Regions from separate parts of the Homo sapiens genome. Here region 1 is linked to region 2. Evidence: chromatin loops called from intact Hi-C (ENCODE). Cell type or tissue: chondrocyte. All regions are shown on one strand. Each heading gives the region's core, and the rest is flanking DNA. Links, peaks and the distances in the headings are about the cores only.

Region 1 (10,936 bases), core at 2,742-7,741, 58 kb before region 2:
GCCTCGCCAACATGGTGAAACCCCGTCTCTACTAAAAATACAAAAATTAGCTGGGCGTGGTGGCGGGTGGCTGTAATCCCAGCTACTCAGGAGGCCAAGGGAGGAGAATCATTTGAACCTGGGAGGCGAAGTTTGCAGTGAGCTGAGATCACGCCATTGCACTCCAGCCTGGGCAACAGTGTGAGACTGTGTCCCAAAAAAAAAAAAAAAAATGACATGAACTTATACTTTCAACCACCTTGCTCTACTGCTTCTGTGCAGAGGCTGCACAAAACAGAGTAGGCCATTGTATAGTCATTTTGCAAATGTTCACTAAGCTGCCATATACAAAAGAATTTGGGGTTATGAAAGTAGATGAAACTCCCTACTAACAATTCACACCAAGTGCAAAATTGAACAGCACCCAGTGAGAAGAACAGTCAAGTACTGTGGAAGCACAAGCATGAAGCTGTCCACACAAGGGAAATTGGAAGCCTTTATTGAGAAGGTGCTGGAACAAAGACATTAAGTAGCCAGGAACAGCATCCCAGGTGGTGGGCACAACATGTACAAAGGCAGGGAGATGTGAAATGGGATGGCTTACACAGCTGTAGGTGGCCTGGTTTTGACTGGAGCATAGAACTGGTCATAAGGTATGTGTTAGTAATTTGCAGCAATAGGAAAATAGTAATTACCACAGACTTGGCTTAAAACAGCACAAACTTATTACCTTATAGTTCTGGGAATGAGAAGTCTGAAATGGGTTCTGTCCCTTATGGAGCACTAGGGGAAAGCCTGTTTCCTTGTCTTTTTCAGTATCTAGAGCTCTTCCACATCTCTTGGTTCATGACCCCTTTCTGTTTTCAAAGCCAGAGGTGGATGGTAGAGTCTTAGTCACACTGCAACACTCTAACACTGCTTCCTTTGTCACATTGTTTCTGAATTGCTCCAATCCTTCAGTTATAAGGACCCTCTTGACTACATTGGGCTTGCCTGGATGGTCTCCCCTTCTCAGGATCCTACCCTTAATCACATCTACAAAGTCTCTTTTGCTAGGCGAGGTAACACAATCACAGGTTTCAGGAATTAGTATGTGAACATCTTTGGGAAGATCAGTATTCCCCCAGTGACAGGGAGACTGGGTAGCAGGGATTGTCAGGGCTATGTGTGCTGGTCTTGGGCTGAGGCTTCTGGGAAGATGCAGTCTTGGATAAACTTGACTTGGTGGAGAAAGGGCTGGGTCAAGTATAGAGGAGGACAGTCCAAGCCCCACCATGGTCTTCTTTACCTGTTGGCCTTGGCACAGAGGAGATACCCAGGAAGAATTTGCAAAATGAAAAAAGGGTGAGGTGAGCCTGGCCTACAGCCAGTGGGTGGAGAAGTAGTCCCTACTAAGCTGCGCTCTCCCTGGGGGTAAGCTAGAGACTACAGCAGGAAGATGGGGCTCTCTGTATTGTATGAGACCTGAGACAAGTCTAATACTATTTGTCACTCTGTCACCCATTTAATGGCCATGGAGAGTAGTTGAAAGAGAATCAGTGGGGAAACTTAATTATCCCTGGTTTGTGTGTTTATAGAACAGATTTCAGGCCTCTCCCGGGCTTTGCTGGGAACCCGAGGCCAGAGATGCAATTCTGCTTGTCAGAAGTGGCCAAGCAGAGGGAGAAGCAGGTGGTCAGCCTGAGTTGGCTATTCTACTCTGTTGAGATCTGTCAGTTACCTTGTCAGCCACGACTGAGCTCTAATCTCCTGTCTAGAGGTTTTAGCAGGTTAATGATGATGGCCCAGAGCCCACCCTAACTCCTCAACATGAATACAAGCATCCTGCTGCTCAGCCTAGTGTCTGTCTCCCAATGCAACCCTGTTCTTGGTAGCCCCTGTAGTTGGTACCTAGCAGTGAGCCTTTCAGCATAGTATGTTTCTTCATGCCCAGCTCTGCCACTCCCTTCATCTTCCTTGGTCCACATGCCACCCCCACTAGCTCTTCCGTGCCACCCACCCCTGCCCCATCTTTATTTCCTTATGGGCTGTTTCCTCACTGCCCTAGTGTGCTGGCCTGACCCTTAGCCATGTAATCAATTCTGAGAACATGACTGCTGCTGGAGGTCATGCCAGGAAGACTCAGGAGGCTTTCCCTGGCTTGGCCACCCCAACCTCTGTGTGACAGTGTACTCCATCTTCCCATTCTATAAAACAGGAGTTGAGACTAGTCAAGTGGTCCCCAACCAGGCAATTCTGGTGAGCAGCCAGCTCCTGGGGCTGACAATCTGGGCTTTTCTGACTTTCACTCCTGTACAGGGTACCATGATGGGTGACTGCTAATGAGAAGAGTTGAGAAAGAGACTGTGTACTCCCTGAGATGATAAATTCTGAGCACAGGAACATTATTGGTTTTACTGATGACCATGTGCACAGCACACAGTAGGAGCTTTGTGAATACCTGGATGCACACCATGACTGAAGCTGCTGATGGAGCTCCAAGTGAGTGAGAGTAAAGCAGCTGGCCCTTTGTCTCATTGTCCTGTTTTATCTGGCAGCCTCACTGAGCAGCCTCTGCTCAACACTTGCCTCTTCTGTGTGTGAGGCTGGGACTTGGCAGGGCCCAGGGACAGAGGAAAGAATGTAAAAACTTGCTATTCTTGGCCAACTCTGCTTCTTCTAGTGGTAAGACTTCTGGAAAGCCTCTCAGAACCTGATTTAAGTCATCTTTAAGTTGGAATGTTGATAAACGCGTAATGTACAAGGTTGTTATTAAAGTGTTTTGTTAACTGTGAAGGGCTACCTGAATATTTTATTCTGTTCAGAAACTTATAGCAGGGCTGTGGTCTCAGGTAGGGCCAAGTTAACTTTGTCTTCTCCCTGCTGCAGGTCCTCTAATAGAAACCATAACTACCAGAGCCCTAGGTTTTGAGCCCTTACATGTGCCAGGGCTAAGCTCAGAACTAGAGGTGCTGGTTGGGACATCTGATAGGCTCTTGCATTCTGCGGCCTCAATAGCTAACCTGAGAGGCCAGATATAGACCCCTGAATTGCCAGAGTACCAAGAAGTATGAGATGTGCTGTTCCCATGGCCCAGCCTTCAGAAACTCAAGGAAAGGGAAGGGCAGCCATGCCAAGGAGGCTCCCCGTAAGAGAGTAACACTGAGCTATAGCTGAAGGTAGCATTTTAGACAAAAGAGAAAGAAGCAGATAGGGGACTCCGGGTAGAGTGAAGCAAGCAAACACACCTTAGGCAGGCCTGGAGGTGTCAATGACATGGCCTGCTATCCATGCTAAGAGGAAAAGGATTGTCTCACAAAGTCCTGGAAGAAGCCATGGGACACAGTGTGCTTGGAGGTTGGAGCCAGAAACTCCGTGGCTGCCTTCTGCTCTTCAGTAGAACTGTCCCTCTTCCCCTCATGCAAAAGAGCCATCCCCTATTCCTGGGCCCTCAACCTCTCTCCTCTAGGAAGACATTCTTCCACTGTCACTCCCAGGATATTTGTACAGATCCTGTCAAATTCTGTCCAAATCAGTAGAAAATAACTAAAAATTGGTAAGTAAAGAAACAGCAGCAAGAGCACATCATTTAGAAAGACAAAAGCAAATACCAGAAGGAGCACCTAAAAACATTAAATGTGGCTACCTCTGAGCAGCTGGACTGAGTGGGACCCAGGGAAGACTATTCTCATTAAAGCCTGTCAGAAACTTCTGATCTTTTTAACTTCAAAAGTGAAAAATAACTTAATACTCTTGCCTGACCCAAATCCCTCCTACTGGATTGGAAGTATTCTCTTACTGTGTCCTTCGAACAAATTGGGATGGGCAATGTTGGTGTTCTGAGGAGTCCTCTGACACCAGGGGAGATCATCACTCCCCTGACCTCAGGGCTGTTAGGAAAAATTTCCTTTAATCTTCTAGGCCTCCCAATCCTGATCAGCACAAATAAGGTAGCTCTGAAATATTCATGGATTCTGAACCACACTGTGATATGGGGGTGCTGGGTGTGGTCTCTGAGCCACACCACCACTTGGCTTCAGCCTCATTCTCCAGGGGCCAGCTCAGTCATCTTAGTCAAGTTATGTAACCGCTCAGCGCTGCCTCAGTTTCCCTATGGGTAAAATAGAGCTGCTAACATTACTGCCTCTCAAGGTTTCAGGAGGCATAAATGAGATACTGCCTGTGATGCAGAGCCTGGCATGTCATAGGCACCTAATGCATGTAAACAACTTCTTAAGATTTTGGAACTGCAGAAGCTAATAAAATGATAGGATATTAGATACTGGATAAAGCAGAAGTCATTTTATATGGAGAACACTGAGGCTCTGAAAAGCCTGAGGTAATAAGTCAGAAGAATTTGGAAAGAAGCCCTTATGCACCCTTTCCCCAGCAGACAGATGGAGCATGGGGAATTGGGAAATGACTTCAGAGCTGTGAGTAGATGTGGAGCTGATGGGACAGGTACAAAAAGAGGAAAGGAAGCAAGAAGTAGATGCCACAGAGGGTGGAAATGGAGGAAGATGAGGCAGCTGGGCTATCCCTGAACTGAAAAGGCACTCTGGGCTGCTGAGGGTGGCAGGAAGTGGCTGGAGATGATGTTTGTCAAGGGCTACTAAGAGCAGCGCCAGAAGCTGGCTGAGCAAATGGAACCTTCCCTCAGCTAACCATGCCTTCAAACATCTGTAAGACTGGCAGGGAGGACTGAGAAGCAGCTGTGCTAGGGCCTGAGGGATGGCTTGAGTGTGTGTGTGTGTGTGTGTGTGTGTGTGTGTGTGTGTGTGTGTGTGTGATGTGAGTGTTCCTGTGGCAAGCTAATTCCGAAGGTTGCAAAACACCCTGAGACCCTGGGTGTATTGTGTGATGTGAGTGGCCTCCAGCCACAGAAAAGGATGCCTGAAGGGACAGGAGGTCTGCTTCCTTTAGAAGCAGTTGCCTTCCCAGCCAGCCTCGGCAATACCTCCTTAATCCAGGCTGTGCTGGAGAGAAGTTCTGGATCCTGCTTATCCCTTGAAGCTGAAAAGACAAGGACTTCTCTGTGACTGGGTCAGTAACCAGGCCCTGAAATATCTTTGGAATTCCCAAGAGTGGGAACAAGGAAGAAAGAATGTCTGAGAAGTATAATGGTGGGGGGCAGTTCCAGGATTTCTACATAGGAGGGTCTTAGGGACAGCAAGCTGACAGGGATTGGGGGCTCATCTTTTTTTTTTTTTTTTTTTTTTTGAGACGGAGTCTTGCTCTGTCACCCAGGCTGGAGTACAGTGGTAAGATCTCGACTCACTGCAACCTTCACCTCCCAGGTTCAAGCAATTTGCCTGACTCACCCTCCCGAGTAGCTGGGATTACAGGCACCCACCACCACACCTGGCTAATTTTTGTATTTTTAGTAGAGATGGGGTTTCACCATGTTGGCCAGGCCGGTCTCGAACTCCTGACCTCAGGTGATCCACCAGCCTCAGCCTCCCAAAGTGCTGGGATTACAGGCATGAGCCAACACACCTGGCCCTGGGGGCTCATCTTAAAGCTTCATTTGTATATTCATTCAGGGGAACTTGGTGACCTGATGGAGACTGGAGAAGATGGAACCCTCTGGAGGGCCTTTCATATCTCTTCAGTCTTGGGTCAAGGAGGCAGCTTCTAAATCTCTAAAGCTTGGCAAGGCCTTCATGATTCTCCCTACTCAGGGCTTGGGAAAGGAGTCCATCTGGTAGGACCAAGTGTTTCCTTCCATACTGTCCTACTCCTGGGGGCTTGCCTTACCTGAGAGAGAGCAGGCAGAGGGAAAAGAGGCTGAGTGGAGGTAGCCCTGTGCTGAGAATAGGAACATTTTACTGCTCACTTGCCATGTGACCTTAGGTTTGTCATCGTCCTCTCCCCTGCTCGCCACACCACTCTGGGCCTCCACTTCTCGGGCTTTAACATGAAGACAATTATGCTTGATGACCTCTAGGAGCTCTACCAGTGTGAGTTTAGACTGAAAGGGCATAGGCCCAGGGCACAGTTGGCAGATAACCACCATGCAGGTGTCAGAAGGCGAGCAAAGGCAGAAGCCACCTGGGCTCATCTGGACAGGTGCCTCTTCTTCCTGGAGACTTTGGGAGATGTTGGTGACTTTGAACACAAATCTCAAAATCACGAAATCCAAAGCTACAGCAGAGAGATCTGCTCCAGCTTTGCATCTGAGCCAGAAGCCAGCCAGGCAGCTCACAACCTAGGTGTGGGCTCCTTTGGCAACCAGACACAACTTAAATTTGCATGTTTCTTTACACATAAATGACTGCTTTTGACTCATTATCTCTCCCAAGCTCTGTTTATCCATGTTGTTTCCCCTAGAAAAGTATGGGATTTTACATTTACCCTTCTTAACCCTGTTTCAAGCTGTCAATTATCTTTTTATATCTTGATTCCAGTGTGTCCTTGTATTAACTTGCTCTCCCAGCCTCATGTATCCTGTAAATCTGATAAGTGGTCTTCTGTGCCTTTACCCAAATCAATGATAACATTAAGATGTGATCAAGTTCAGAGAGCCCTGGCCTTTAGGGAGCCCTCCAATTTGATTGACTCATTAATTAATCTCTTTGGATATAGTTGTTCAACCACCTATGGATATGGCTAACAACCTTGTCCACAGGAAAGTCTTGAGATACTTTATCAAATGCATTGCTGAAACCCAGAAGTTCTAAGCCTATGGCAATCTTCTGATTTATGTGGCCAGAGATCTTAACAAAAGTAGGGGCTAACTGGATTTGGCATGACTTCCTCCTGGTGGCCATATGCCCTTTGATCATTGTTCCTGAACCTGCTGGCTTAGTGATTAGTGCTATAACTTTGCTCAGAACTAACATAAATTAGCCTGACTTTCCATGAATCTTTCTCTTCAGAAAACTGGGGCATTTGTTGACCTCCTTTTGCCTCTTTTGTTTGTGGATTCCGAGGCTTGCTGTTTCAGGTTCTGCAAACATAACTGCTAGTTCTTCCAGGAACTTCAAAGACAATTTTTATTCACACTAAGAAGTCAAACTTGTTTAATGCAGCTAGCAGTCCAGAAGACAAAATTATTGTTTGGCTATGTAAACCATTTTATAATATCTATGAAAAATACCTCTCCAAAAAGCTAATTACAAAAACCTTTGCCACAAATGAAAGGACTAATTATCATACAAATAGATCTTAAAAATAAGATACAACCTAAGAAAAATGAGTAAAGGATATGCATAAGCAGTTTATGGAAAAACATATAGGCAGCCCAGGGACTCTTTGGTAGACCCTGGTCAGAGGAGCCTGCACCGGACCATGGCCATGCCTTATGCCACCACTGGGCCTGGCCACCTCATGCGCCCATATCAACTATGACTTGAATCAGTTCCTACACCTGTGTGTACACCTCAACTGCATACCTGACATCTGGGTGCTGCATTACTGGAGCACAGCAGCAGCAGACATTTTGACACAGCCTTCTTCCTTTGCTGCCTGCGGGAGCCACTGGCCATCTACTCTAACTTGGCCAAGGTGGTGGGCTGCCAGTGGTCATCTCCATCAGCAGCAACTGAAAGTTTTATGCCTGAAGAAATTTGGCACCCACATAGTTTTATGAAATAAGACTTATTCTTTGCCTCTCTCTGACTTGCACAAATTTTGTTTGGATCTTGCATTAGAAGGGGTAGAAAGACGGCTGATGATCACGTTAACTGCTAATGAAATGCTCCAGCTTTTACCAGGTGATAAGCTATATTTAGATTCACACTTTTTACAGTCTTGTCTGCTAAAAAAAAAACTGAAGAAATCATGAAGGTAGACAAAAAGTTTCACCAAGTAGTGATGTAAAATTGACATCTTAACACTCATGTGACTGTTCAAAGTATAAATACACTCATTCTAAGAATTATGTAGTAAGAACCATTTGTAGGATGCTTCTTGTTTGTAAGCTGGCATACTTGAAGTAGTCCTAATAAATGAAGGTTGACTAAACTTGCTTGAATCTTTAGAAACTTTGTGCCTGTAAAAGTTATAATGTGGTGTTTATTTCAAGTATACTATAGAACTCTTGCTTATTTTATTCTGTAAACTTTACAGTATACCACAAGTACAAAATCTATAAAGTATTGTAAACTAAACATAATATCTTAAGTCCCTCACCCACTGTACACACCCCCTCTTGGCCAAGGGGACCCTGCCAGAGAAACCTTAAACTGAGTTCCTGGCCATAATGGGAAGAGAGGTCATTCATACATTATTATACCCCCTCCCTTTAGGAGTTTAGGCACAGCAGTTAACCAGCATTAATGTTAAAATAGATATTTTAAGACAAAACTCTCTTTGTGGCAATAAGATACCAAATTTTAAACAAGGCCTAAGGTCATGCAAGGCAAGCGTTAAGTCACACATGTAGGCCATTAATCTTGTTACATAGCATCCCTATCTTAAAACATTCTTTTCTGTTGATGCCAAGTTTTAGATAGAGCCTTACTCCTTTAACGAACTGCAAATTAAAGAATCTCTGAATCTACCTATAAGCTCTAAACCCCCATACTGCTTCCAGATATCCTGCATTTTCAGTGTGAATGAAAGGATACCTTCCATGTATTGACTCGTATCTTTGCCTGTCACTCTTGCCTCCCTGAAACATATAAAACTGAAGTATAATCTGAGTGCCTTGGGTGCAGTTTCTTAGGACTCCTTAAGACAGGCTGAAATCACATTGGTTCAGAGTAAACTTTAAAATATTTTAGAGTTGGCCGGGCACGATGGCTCATGCCTGTAATCCCAGCACTTTGGGAGGCCGAGGCGGGTGGATCATGAGGTCAAGAGATCAAGACTATCCTGGCCAACATGGTAAAACCCCGTCTCTACTAAAAATACAAAAAAATTAGCTGGGCGTGGTGGCGGGCACCTGTAGTCCCAGCTACTTGGGAGGCTGAGGCAGGAGAATCACTCGAACCCAGGAGGCGGAGGTTGCAGTGAGCCGAGATTGTGCCACTGCACTCCAGCTGGGCGACAGAGCGAGACTCCATCTCAAGAAAAAAAAAAAAAAAAAAAAAAAAAAAAATATATATATATATATATATATATATTTTAGAGTTTGGTTTATCCATTAACAGTATTAATGATCTTGTTACCCAAACAAAAATTTCACAAGGGTTCTCACTTCTGTATTTTATTATCTCAAGTTTAAATAACATGCTCTACTGCTACTGTTCTTACTGTCCAGTGTGTTAGCACTTCCCTAATGTGCTTTGAAGGTTGCTCCATGAATTTCCTTGACACTGCTGAAATTAACTTAAGGGTGGCTGATTACATGGTTAACAATACACTGAGACAAACTTCAAGTGATAATGTCATTGTTTTCTTGCTGTGTTTAGCTTGATGACTAAGATACAATTCTTTTAAGAATCAAGTGACATTATTATATTTCCCAAATTATGAATCTTCATTAATATTTTAAGGAAATATAAAGCCATAGCAAAACCCATTATTTTTATTTTGAATTGTAAATGAACACAAAGAGGTTAGAGAGACAGTATTTAATGTTTATTTTCAGTACATTTAATATAAGTAATTTTTTTCACCTCTAAAGAGGAGGAATGTTTAAAGGTGGGAAGTGATAGTTAAGACACCAATTATATTTCAAGATCTTTGACTATACTATATGTCATACACTGGATTTCATTTTTCACAAAATGCCTTAGTTTTCTTACAAGAGAAAGGCAATGATGACTCTTAAATACAAGAGTCTGATGCACATGAAAATATGCTTAATCTCTCATGATTATGAAAAATAAATCAAATCTGTCATCAGATTAGCAAAAATTAAAACCTAATGCCCAGGCTGGCCAATATGGTGAAACCCTGTCTCTACTAAAAATACAAAAATTAGCCGGGCATGGTGGTGCTATAATCCCAGCTACTCTGGAGGCTGAGGCACGAGGATCGCTTGAATCCGGGAGTCTGAGGTTGCAGTGAGCTGAGATTGCGCCATTATACTCCAGCCTGGGCGACAGAGTGGGACTCCGTCTCAAAAAGAAAAAAAAGAAAGAAAGATTCTACAACCTTTCGGTGATTTAGTTTTATAGTTTTGATAAGTCCCTAGTAATAAGTCTAGATCAGAGACTTAGTTTAGGATTTAGATTTTGAGGATATTTATCAAAGATGTTACAAATCTCAAAACATTTGATCAAAACAGTGTAAGAGTTATTTAACCAAGAATGATAATCAAAAGTCTTTCAAAGCAATACAGAAAGTTACATGGATGTAAAAACCTTAATTATTTTAAATCTGTTTTACTAAAGAATCAAAAACCTGTAAATATAAAAATTTTATTTTGACAAAATGTAAAATCTTTGTTTTTTAGACAAGTTACCAAAAAGACAAAAACCTTCTGCAGTATGATTGCTTCCCTTTATAGGAAGCCCATTTAGATTATGTGGAAATTAAACCTGATGAGAAAAGTACTGAATTTAATCATACACATGAAGTATGTGTCCAGGGTTATGAGTATAGCAGGGAAATATAGGACTCAGTAACCTCATGTCAAGTTTCCTGGTTACATGAAACAATTCAGACACATCAAGAAAAGCCAAGAGTACAAAATTAGGTTATACTGGAGGAAAACATTGCTTTTTTAGACTTTCAAGATAAAACATTTTGGCATCAGGCCATAACAGCAGATAGAACCAGAGGGAAAAAAATTACAGGAGCTTACAAAAAAGTTGGAGAGAGTTATCATCTCAAGCTTTCTCAAGGGGAGAGAAAGCTGAAAGCAGTGAGGCACAACAAAGGTTTTTTTTTAAATTTCCAACTTTTATTTTAAGTTCAGGGGCACATGTACAGGATGTGCAGGTTTGTTACATAGGCAAACATGTGCCATGTTGATTAGCTGCACAGATCATCACATCACCTAGGTTTTAAGCCCAGCATCCATTAGCTATTCTTCCTGATGCTCTCCCTCCTCCCACCCCCCACCCTCCAACAGGCCCCAGTGTGT
Region 2 (10,936 bases), core at 3,185-8,184:
TTCTAAAATTTGTCCTTGGTCTTCTAGTTTTGTTTCAGCCCCATGCTGTTTAAAGGATCTCCAAGTCTCTGCTCATGAGAGCATACTATTATTATTATTTTTCTTCCTGAAGCACTTCCATTGCCCCACCTCCATGGGACTACTTCCAGATGACGTTGACTAGATGAACCCAATCTTTTCAGTATCGTATTCACAGATATTTTCCTGCTTTATCCACAGAGATGGAAAATCATGTCTGTTGTCTATCAGATTTACTCATTTATAATGCTCACAGGACATCTTTATTTCCAAAATGTGAGGCCCTGAAGACTCACAAGTTATATCCTCCATGTACAGTCAGTTGTCCCTCAATGTCCATGGGGAACTGGTGTCAGGAACCCCCAGGAATATAAAAATCTGCAGATGCTCAGTTTCTTAAAATAAAATGACATAGAATTTGCCCATAACCTATACACATCCTCCTGTAAACTTTACACAACGTCTAGATTACATTTAATACCTTATACAATGCCTACATATAACTTTGTTAAATGCAGATTCCATGTAGTACTTGGCATATTGCAAATTCAAATTTTTCTTGTTGAAACTTTATAGAATTTGTTTTTCCAAATATTTTTGATCCACGATTGGGTGAATCCATGGATGCGGAACCCACAAATATGAAGGGCCTACTGTATTTATATTAGTCCCCTAAATTTTGTGTGTCTTGAGAAAAAAAAAAATGGCTTCTTGGTGACATACTCCATCCCTTCTTCAATCAAACTGGATAATGAAATGGTTTCTTATGCTTTTTGGTTTATCCTGTTGTCTCAGTCCCATGTTTCCTCTAATAGCACTGTAATACAACTTGTCATTGAAGGTATTTACTCAATGGCAATAGTGAATGGTAATCTTGTAATTTATGCCTGCATCTTTCCGACTTTATCAGCCTGCAGCCAGTTTTTCTTTTTTTTTTTTCTTTTTGAGACAAAGTCTCGCTCTGTCTCCCAGGCTGGAGTGCAATGGCGCGATCTCGGCTCACTGCAACCTCCGCCTCCCGGGTTCAAGCAATTCTCCTGCCTCAGCCTCCTGAGTAGCTGGTATTACAGGCGCCCACCACCACACCCTGCTAGTTTTCATATTTTTAGTAGAGATGGGGTTTCGCCATGTTGGCTAGGCTGGTCTCCAACTCCTGACCCATCTCAGCCTCCCAAAGTGCTGGGATTACAGGCATGAGCCACCATGCAGGTATTTTTTTTCCTTCTAGAGTTAAACAAGTTACTTTGACAAATCTGAGTACATGTAACTATTTGACAAGACTTCTGAAAAATGCAGATATCAGAGTATCAAATGATTGTTTGGGGTTACTCAGTTGTGTGTCACAACCCTTCCTTATCCTCAGACTGTCTTAAATTTTCATTGCATAAACAGACCAGCTTTTCTGTTATCATTTGCTAGACTTTCAGAGTCTGTGACCCCAGACCTATGTTGGATCTGAGGCGTTTTTTCAAACACGCATTCTTTTGTCAGCTTCTCCGTAGAAGGCTTTACATTAGGTGTTTCCTGTTATTTGTAATTTGATGAGGCCAATAGTGTTCCTCAAGCACATAATTTATTTTGTGTTAGTTTACATAGTTTCAGGTTAAAAATTATGAGACCTGGGAGGGCACAGTGGCTCACACCTGTAATCCCAACACTTTGGGAGGCCAAGGCAGGCAGATCACCTGAGGTCAGGAGTTCGAGACCAGCCTGGCCAACATGGTGAAACTCTGTCTCTACTAAAAATACAAAAATTAGCCAGGCATGGTGGCGGGCAACTGTAATCCCAGCTACTTGGGAGGCTGAGACAGCAGAATCATTTGAACCCGGGAGGCAGAGGCTGTAGTGAGCTGAGACTGTCATTGCACTCCAGCCTAGGCAACAAGAGTGAAACTCCATCTCTCTCTCTCTCTCTCTCTCTCTCTCTCTCTCTCTCTCTCTCTATATATATATATATATATATATATATATATATATATATATATAACTACTGAGAATTTGAAGAGTGGACATTAAGAAATTTTTGCCCATTTTTATGTTTGATAATGGTGCTGTGGTTGTTTTAAAACACCATTATCCTTTAGAGACTGTATTAATTATCTATTGTTGTGTAACAAATCACCCCAAAATTTAGCAGCTTACAAGAACGTTCATTTATTATCCCAGAGATTCTGTGAGTCAAAAGTCTGGGTGTGGCTTATCTGGATCCTCCACCTCAGGGTCTTTTAGAAGGCTGCAATCAAGATGTTAGCCTGGGCCACAGTTTTATCTGAAGACTAAGCTGGGCAAGAATCTGCTTCCAAACTCACCTTTGTTGTTTTGGCAGGATTCAATTCCTCGAGGGCTATTAGACTGAGGGCCTGAGTTCCTCACTGGCTGTTGGCTGGCGAACACTCTCAATTCCTTGCTATATGTGCCTCTCCAACATGGCAGCTTGTTTCATCAAAGCCAGCAAAAGTGGGAGGAAGGAGGAAGGAAGAGACAGAATGAATCTGCTAGCAAGATGACAATCACAATCTTCTGTAACATAATCACAGAAGTGACATCCCGTCACTTTTGCTGTATTCTATTGATTAAGACAGTTATTTTACCTGCACTCCATAGGAGGGATAATTACACCAAGGCATGAATACTCTATCCAAGGCTAACATGAAATTTACATATCTCAGTTCTGTCAATGGGAATTTTTATGTGTTTCAATTGCATTTGTAAGCTAACTGAATAGTTCTTTGGATCTGGATCTGTTGTTAGCTTGTATTTCTTCTTAACGTAATCCATGTTAAGAAAAATGCAGTTGAGTACAGAAGAAATCACCTAATATTCCACAAAAGATAATAAAATTCAAATTGTTATGTAATAAATCTAATGCTTTTTTCATGATCTCATCCTTTACATTTTAATGGTTCCCTGAACTGAATTCAGATATTCACCTTTATATTCTGCAAGTTATTATGGCTTTTAAGAACTGATATCAGCTGGGCACGGTGGCTCACGCCTGTAATCCCAGCACTTTGGGAGGCCGAGGTGGGCAGATCACAAGGTCAGGAGATCCAGACCATCCTGGCTAACACGGTGAAACACCATCTCTACTAAAAAATACAAAAAATTAGCCGGGCGTGGTGGCGGGTGCCTGTAGTCCCAGCTACTCAGGAGGCTGAGGCAGGAGAATGGCGTGAACCCGGAAGGCAGAGGTGCAACAGAGCGAGACTCCGTCTCAGAAAAAAAAAAAAAATTGACATCATAGTAAATATTTACATACCAGTAGCCATTTAGACATTAATGTGCATCAGAATCACCAGGAAAGCTTGCTAAAAACAAAAGTTCTGAAGCCCCATTCAGGGGATCTATGTTGGGACCCAAGAACTTTGTATGAATCCACATTTTCAAGAAATCCCCTGGTGATTCTCACACAGGTGGCAGATTAGCATAGTTTTAGAAACACTGTGACATTACTAAATGAACCCAGTGTTCCTTTAGGAATGGCAAGTAATCTAAGTTACACATCCAAAGTTATTTACTTGTTTAGAAACTGAACCGAGACAAAAACTCAGAGCTCCTGACTCAGTCATTATTAATTTTACTTCGGTTAAGTGCCTGCCTCGTCATGAAGAAACCACAGCATGACCAACAGACATTTTATTCCTGAGAATAGGAACTATGCTGGACTAGTGAGACCTACCTTTGAGCACTCTGCTAAACATCTGAAGGGAAAATCTGAGGATGAGAGTCTTGCATAATAGGTGTGGATGGGAGAAAAAACAGGTAAACACAGGTCTCACACAAATGACCTCATTCCAGTCATGTGAAGGAAATGCCACCCCCAACTTATACAAATTCCTGAGTTTATTTACCTGGCTAAGAGATCCAAATTTGATTAGCAAGTATTTTTTTTTTCTTTTTTTAAGAAAACTTTTAGGTTCCAGGGTACATGTGAAGGTTTGTTACATAGGTGAACTTGTGTCATGGGCTGGGGGCAGGTGGGGGGGTGGTTGTTGCACAGATTATTTCATTACCCAGGTATTAAGCCCAGCACCCAATAGTTATCTTTTAGGTTCCTCTTCCCCCTCCCACTCTCCACCCCTACAGATCCCAGTGTGTGTTGTTCCCTTTTTTGTGTTCATGAGTTTTCATTTAGCTCCCACTTATAAATGAGAATATGCAGTATTTGGTTTTCTGTTCCTGCATTAGTTTGCTAAGGATAATAGCCTCCAGCTCTATCCATATTCCCACAACAGACATGATTTCTTTATTTTTATGGCTGCATAATATTCCATGATGTATATGTATATTTACTTTATCCAGTCTCTCACTGATGGACATTTATGTTGATTCCATGTCTTTGCTTTTGTGAGTAGTGCTGATCAGCAAGTATTTATTAAGTGACTCTACTGCCTTCAAAGGTTATTTAAAAATGTTTCCAATTTTTCTTAAATTACAGAAAATATAAAAAATACATTAACCCATCTCATAGAATGAGTCCCTATATTAATCCTTTGGTATATTTAATTTCAGTACTTTTCTTTTCATGTATTAAGTACAATCAATATAAATTTTTAACAAAAAAAGAATATAGAGATTGCTTTTTAAAGGTGCTTTATTAACTTCACTATAATGAGCATCTTTCCATGCAATAGGTAAAATTCTTCTGCTAACAAAAATCTTACAGACTGGTTCAAAAACACAATATTCAATTAGAAGCTGGTAATAGGAGACCCACGTAAACAAGTGACAGGTAAAGGTTTACAACAAGGGCACATCATGAACATGTAAATTCGAAAGCAGGGGTCTGTTTCCGTAATAACTTTAGGGAAACCATCAGGATTCAGGGCATAAGGCAAAACTCATCATGATGGTCATGGTGAGGGGGGTCAGTGCTGACTGCCCGCAGACTATGACTCAACTGCTTTTCCCTCAGCTTTTCCATCAGCTGTCTCACCTCCTCCCCAATCCTTTCCATATTCTCTTCTCTCATCCTTGCCTGTGGTTCTCCAAGCCTATGCATCATATCCCATCTATACTGCAGGATGGGCTGCCTAACGCGGAACCGCCTACGATTTCCTCTAGGCACACAGTATTCACCAGCATCCAAAGGGAGGGCCAAGGGCTCCCCTTTATTAGCAACTTGCTCCTTTTCTTCATTTTCTTGGTTGGCATTTTCCATGCTGAGACTGTTTACTGCTCGTTTCTCTTTGGACTCCATTACTCCTAGGAGACAAAAGGAGAGAGAAGGGGCTGAACAGCTGGTGAACGCTTCAGTACCGAGGACAGAGGCACGGCTACTCATTTTTCAGGATTCCGCGTCATGGCTATCAACATGTTTTGTTTTGTTTAATTTCACGTTTCCCACCAGAGAGGTTTCGTGCGCCCACTAGGGGGCCCCCATTCGAGCCCGCCCCCCCCCCCACCTCTCGTGTCTTCCCCTACCTGCCCCCAAACCCACCATTTTCCCTACAGATCCATCCCTAGATCTCGGCAGGCACCAAAATGGAGGACGGGAGATGGGGGAGTTGGGAGGGGACCTCAGACTGGACTCTGCACCCGCCCCCACCACCGTCCCTCGCACTGACCTGGGCCTATCCTTGTAGTCTCCTCCTTCTCCCGATTCTCGCCACGAGGTGCGCCGCCGGGACACTTGGCCCCGCAGACCTGCAGAAGGGCTGGGGTGTGGGGAGGGGGGGCTGCTGCAGCGGAACGCTAGCTCCTTCTCCGCCTAGGGCCCTCCTCACTGCCAGCGCCCCGCGTCTCCCGCCCCCCGCTCCCACCCTCGGCCGCCTCGCCCCCCGTGGTGTTCACCGTTTTCCTGCAAGGACTCGGGAATGGTTTTCCATCGCTCTTGGTTGCTCTGCTGCCCCTGGAGCCCCAGCCGCCACTGCTTCCCCACCCCAGGGGACCACTATGTTCCCAAGAATGTTGGGGTGTGGAGAAAGCTGGCGGGGATCCCCTGCGCTGTTCTGCGCTCGTCGGGGGGGTCGGTGAGCCTCTGCTGGCCTAGCCAGGGCGCGCGGGCCCCGGGGCCCTTACCTGGTCCGCTTTCCCCCGGGCCGGATGCCAGCCCGCCGAGCGCAGGGCAGCGGGGAGCTGGTAGCGAGACACGAGTGACGACTGCACCGAAGGCTGCGTAGCTCTGCAGCTCCCGGTCACGTGAGGGCCGTGCGTCACCGCCAAGCTCACCCTCCTTCTCACCAACCCCCACGGGCCGGCGGCCAGTTAACTGGTACTCCCCCCTTTGGAACACACAGACACCCCCCTCCTCCCGTCTGTGCGCGGTGCCCCAGTGCGCACAGCCCCGTCACTCATCTCCGTCCTCTCCAATCTGAGGGCCCACAAGTGGCATCATCGCTTTGCGGTTGGAGTTTACCCATCTTCGGTTATTTGGGAGGGTCTGTACCCTTCCTTTCCCCCACCCCAAACCCCCTTCCTCTGGCCTTGGCCTTTTCTTCTTTCCTCTTCTCACTGGCTGTGTATATGCTTCCTAATAATTTCTCTTTATTTCCTTTTTAAAAATCAGCATCCCTCAAAAAATTGAAAATAATCAAATTTTATTTTTGAAAGAAACACTTCAACCTGGGAAAGTAATATATATATATAGTTTATGTTCATCTATAGCACACAGAAAACATTTTCTCTAGGCTCCACACCATCATTTTTAGAGCATTCTCACTTGTTTGAAAATTTTATGAAAAAAAGGAGAGAAAATTTTCCTGAACACAGTTGGTGTTTTCAAAATAATCTGTGAAGTAAATCTTCAGGAAACAGTTCTGTTGTCAGATCTTGGCCATTTTATGTAAATAATCTACGTTTTTATCCTTCTGGGACAAATTTCAAGTTTTATTAATAAACATTTCTATTTTATTCTATTATAATAAACATTCATTAAATATGAAAAAACATTTGCTGACAACTAATGCCACCTGCTAAAATTAGTGGCTATCACTGTTGATGGTTTGAAGACTTAAGCAAAAGGAAGAGCTGTGAGGCCAAGGCAGGTTGAGTGACGCAGAGATAGAGTATCCCTGCCCTGACAAGAGGTTGGGAAGGTGCTGGTCTTCCACTGTTATATTCGAGAGCTTCTTAATTCCTATGTTCAGACTCCTAATTCTGTTGCTTACTCCAAAAATATAGATGGACAGGTGACCAAGGTGGTGACCTTAATATATCACTTTGGCTCCTTCCTTCTATTTCTTCCCCAAATTCCCACCTAATGACTCACTTCTCAGCATAGTTGGGAGGTCTCTTCCCATTCTGGAAACCAGAATAGGGCTTTTCTACAGCTCTGTGGTGAGAGATTCCAAGAAAAGCCTAGAAGTAATTGAGGAGGTGGGAGGAGTGGGGAGCAGTTCTCAAACCTGCCTGCTCTCTTCTCTTTTTCACCCACCCCGGGGAAAAGTCTCTTTGGGACATTTTTGCTATCTCTCACCTGGCTTTTGTAGTGCAGCATACCGAGACCCTCACCCTGACTGTCTCACCTCCAGGTCACCCAGAAGAGCTTAGTCTTGCTGCAGGGTCACTATCTGCCAGTCCATACCCACTCTGATACCTCTTCATTTATGCTAGGGCCTGGGGAACACTCTCCACTGACCATTCTTACTACACTTGGCTTTCTCAACTCAGAAGCCTGTGGAAGCCCTTAATACTACTATTTCTTCTTTTTCTTCTTCTTCTTTCTTCCTTCTTCCTTCTTCTCTCTTCTCTCTTCTTCTTCTTCTTCTTCTTTTTCTTCTTTTCTTCCTCTGTCTCTCTCCCTCTCTCTCTCGGTCTCTCTCTCTCTCATCACTTCTTCTCACCTTAGACATGTTTATTTTCCTTTGTTTTCTACCTTAGTACTCACCCCTTGACCAACCCAGAAATGTGGCTATTATCCTTGAATCACTCTACATTGTCCCTCATATTCAAATAATAACCAAATCTGGTTAAGTCTCAATTTATATATGTGTGTGTGTGTGTGTGTGTGTGTGTGTGTGTGTGTGTGTGTGTGTATATATATATTTTTTTTTTAGATGGAGACTCACTGTGTCAGCCAGGCTGGAGTGCAGTGGCGTGATCTTGGTTCACTACAACCTCTGCCTCCCAGGTTCAAGGGATATTCCTTCCTCAGCCTCCAGAGTAGCTGGGACTACAGATGCACACCACCATGCCCAGCTAATTTTTATTTTTATTTTTAGTAGAGACGGGATTTCAGCCATATTAGCCCCGCTTGTCTCAAACTCCTGACTTTAGGTGATCCGCCAACCTCGGCCTCTTGAGTGCTGGGATTACAGGCGTGAGCTACCGCACCTGGCCTCAATTTATATCTTTTAAAAACAACTTTATGGAGATACAATTTGCAATCCATAAGATTGCCCATTTAAAGTGTAAAATTCAATGGTTTTTAGCATATTCATAGATACATGCAACCATCACCACAGTCAACTTCAGGATATTTTCGTCACCTCAAAAAGCGACCTCCTATTCTTTTGCTATCACTCTCCTATTCCCCCATCCTCTTCATACCAAAGCAACTACTAATACGTTTTCTGTCTATAGATTTCCCTATTTTGACATTTCATATGAATGAAATTGTATAATATGTATTCTTTGGAAATTGGATTTTTTATTTAGCATGATGTTTTCAAGCTTTATGATTCCAATATGATTACTCATTTGAGGAATTGCCAAACTATGTTCCAAAGTGGCTGAATATTTTACATTCCTACCAGTAGCATATGACGGTTTTGATTTCTCCACATTCTTGTCAACATTTGTTATTATCTGAAATTTTGATTCCAACCATTTTAGTGGGGGTGAAGTGGTATATCATGGTGGTTTTGATTTGCATATCCTTGATGACTAATAATGTGGTGCATCTTTTCATGTGCTTATAGGTCATTTGTATATCCTCCTTGGATCAATGTCTATTCAGATCTTTGTGCACTTTTTATTTGAGTTATTTTTCTTTTTATTATTGAGTTGCAAGAGTTTTTATATATTCTAGACAGAAATCCCTCACTACATATATGATCTGCAGATATTTTAGCCCATTCTGTGGGTTTTTTAATCAGTTTCATAATGGTGCCTTTTGAAACACAATGGTGTTTGGCCAGGCACGGTGGCTCATGCCTGTAATTCCAGCAATTTGGGAGGCCAAGGCAGGCGAATCACTTGAAGTCAGGAGTTTGAGACCAGCCTGGCCAGCATGGTGAAACCCCATCTCTACTAAAAATACAAAAAATTAACCAGGCGTGGCAGCACCTGCCTGTAGTCCCAGCTACTCTGGAGGCTGAGGCAGGAGAATCGCTTGAACTTGGGAGGTGGAGGTTGCAGTGAGCCGAGATTGTGCCACTGCACTCCAGCCTGAGCCACAGAGCGAGACTCTGTCTCAAAAGAACAAAAAAAGGAAACACAATAATTTTTAATTTTGATGAAGTCTAGATTACCTTTTTCTTTGCTGCTCCTGGTATTGGTGTCATATCTAAGAATCTTTTGAATTCAAGAGTCATTTGAATCTAAGAATCCTTTGTAATCCAAGGTCACAAATATTTATCCCTATATTTTCCTCCAAGAGTTTTATACTTCTAGCTCTTCCATTTAGGTCTTTGACCCAGTTTGAATTAGTTTTTTATAAGGCGGGAGGTAAGAGTGTAACTTCATTCTTTTATATGTGGCTATGCAGTTGGCCAAGCACCATTTGTTGAAAAGACTATATTTCTCCACTGAATTGTCTTGGAACCCTTGTCAAAATTCATTTGAGATTAGCCACATAGTTTTACTTTTGGACTCTCAAAACAATTCCATTGGCCGGGCGTGGTGGCTCACACCTGTAATCCCAACACTTTGGGAGGCCAAGCGGGGCAGATCACTTGAGGTCAGGAGTTTGAGACCAGCCTGGGCAACATGGCAAAACCCTGTTCCTAATAAAAAAATAGAAAAATTAGCCGGGAGTAGTGGCGAGTGCCTGTAGTCCTAGCTACTCAGGAGGCTGAGGCAGTAGAATCACTTGAACCCAGGAGGTGGAGGTTGCAGTGAGCTGAGATTGTGCCACTGTACCCCAGCCCAGGTGACAGAATGAGACTCCGTCTCAAAAAAATAAATAAATAAAATAAAAGCGAGAAATTATTAAGTGTAGTGAGGAAGGCATGTCGAAAGCCAAAATAAAAGCTAGAAATTATTAAGTGTAGTGAGGAAGGCATGTCAAAAGCCAAAATAGGGACAGGTGTGGTGGCTCACGCCTGTAATTCCAGCACTTTGGGAGGCCGACGTAGGCAGATCACAAGGTCAGGAGTTTGAGACTAGCCTTGCCAACATGGTGAAACCCCGCCTCTACTAAAAATACAAACATTAGCCAGGCGTGGTGGTGTGTGCCTATAATCCTAGCTACTCGGGAGGCTGAGGCAGGAGAATTGCTTGAACCCGGGAGGTGGAGGTTGCAGTGAGCCGGGACAGTGCCAGTGCACTCTAGCCTGGGCAAAAAAAAGGCAAAACATCCTTATTGCTAATATGGAGAAAGTTTTAGTGGTCTGAATAATAGATCAAACCAGCCACAACACTCCCTTAAGCCAAAGCCTAATGCAGAGCAAGGCGTTAACTCTCTTCAGTTGTGTGAAGGTTGAGAGAGGTGAAGAAGGTGCAGAAGAAAAGTTTGAATCTAGCAGAGGCTGGTTCACGAAGTTTGAGAGAAGACATTATCTCCATAATGTAACAGCACAAGGTAAAACAGCAAGTGCTGATATAGAAGCTACAGCAAGTTACCCAGAAGATTTAGCAAAGATAATTGGTGAAGGTGGCTACGCTAAATGACAAATGTTCAGTGTAGATGAAACAACCTTCCACTGGAAGAAGATGCTATCTAATACTTTCATAGCTAGTGCTATCTAATACTTTCATAGCTAGTGAGAAGTCAATGCATGACTTCAAAGCTTTAAAGAACAGACTCACTCTCCTT

What was found. A loop is a pair of places that touch in the nucleus more often than their neighbours do. Peaks named below come from ENCODE experiments on the same cell type or tissue, not always from the same donor. Only the 100,000 strongest peaks of a DNase experiment are listed, where the experiment ranks them.
Region 1: it touches region 2 in a loop (2.2-fold over the local background); 2 of 110 quality-filtered maps call a loop at or near these places.

Annotation. Positions count from the first base shown.
Region 1 is chrX:103,000,215-103,011,150 of GRCh38, forward strand. It overlaps the pseudogene NUDT19P2. Among named protein-coding and RNA genes, the nearest start is that of BEX1, 58 kb to the right of the region's middle. In chondrocyte, for the core only: no CTCF peak of the experiment used is centred there; no DNase peak of the experiment used is centred there.
Region 2 is chrX:103,058,057-103,068,992 of GRCh38, forward strand. It overlaps BEX1 (brain expressed X-linked 1), which reads right to left and starts at 6,115. Exons shown (of 3, transcript NM_018476.4): 1 at 6,040-6,115; 2 at 5,586-5,675; 3 at 4,595-5,223. The coding sequence starts at 5,218. The coding sequence ends at 4,841. RefSeq lists an enhancer at 6,005-6,299. In chondrocyte, for the core only: CTCF peaks have their summits at 5,360 (motif pointing right) and 5,562; a DNase peak (open chromatin) is centred at 6,182.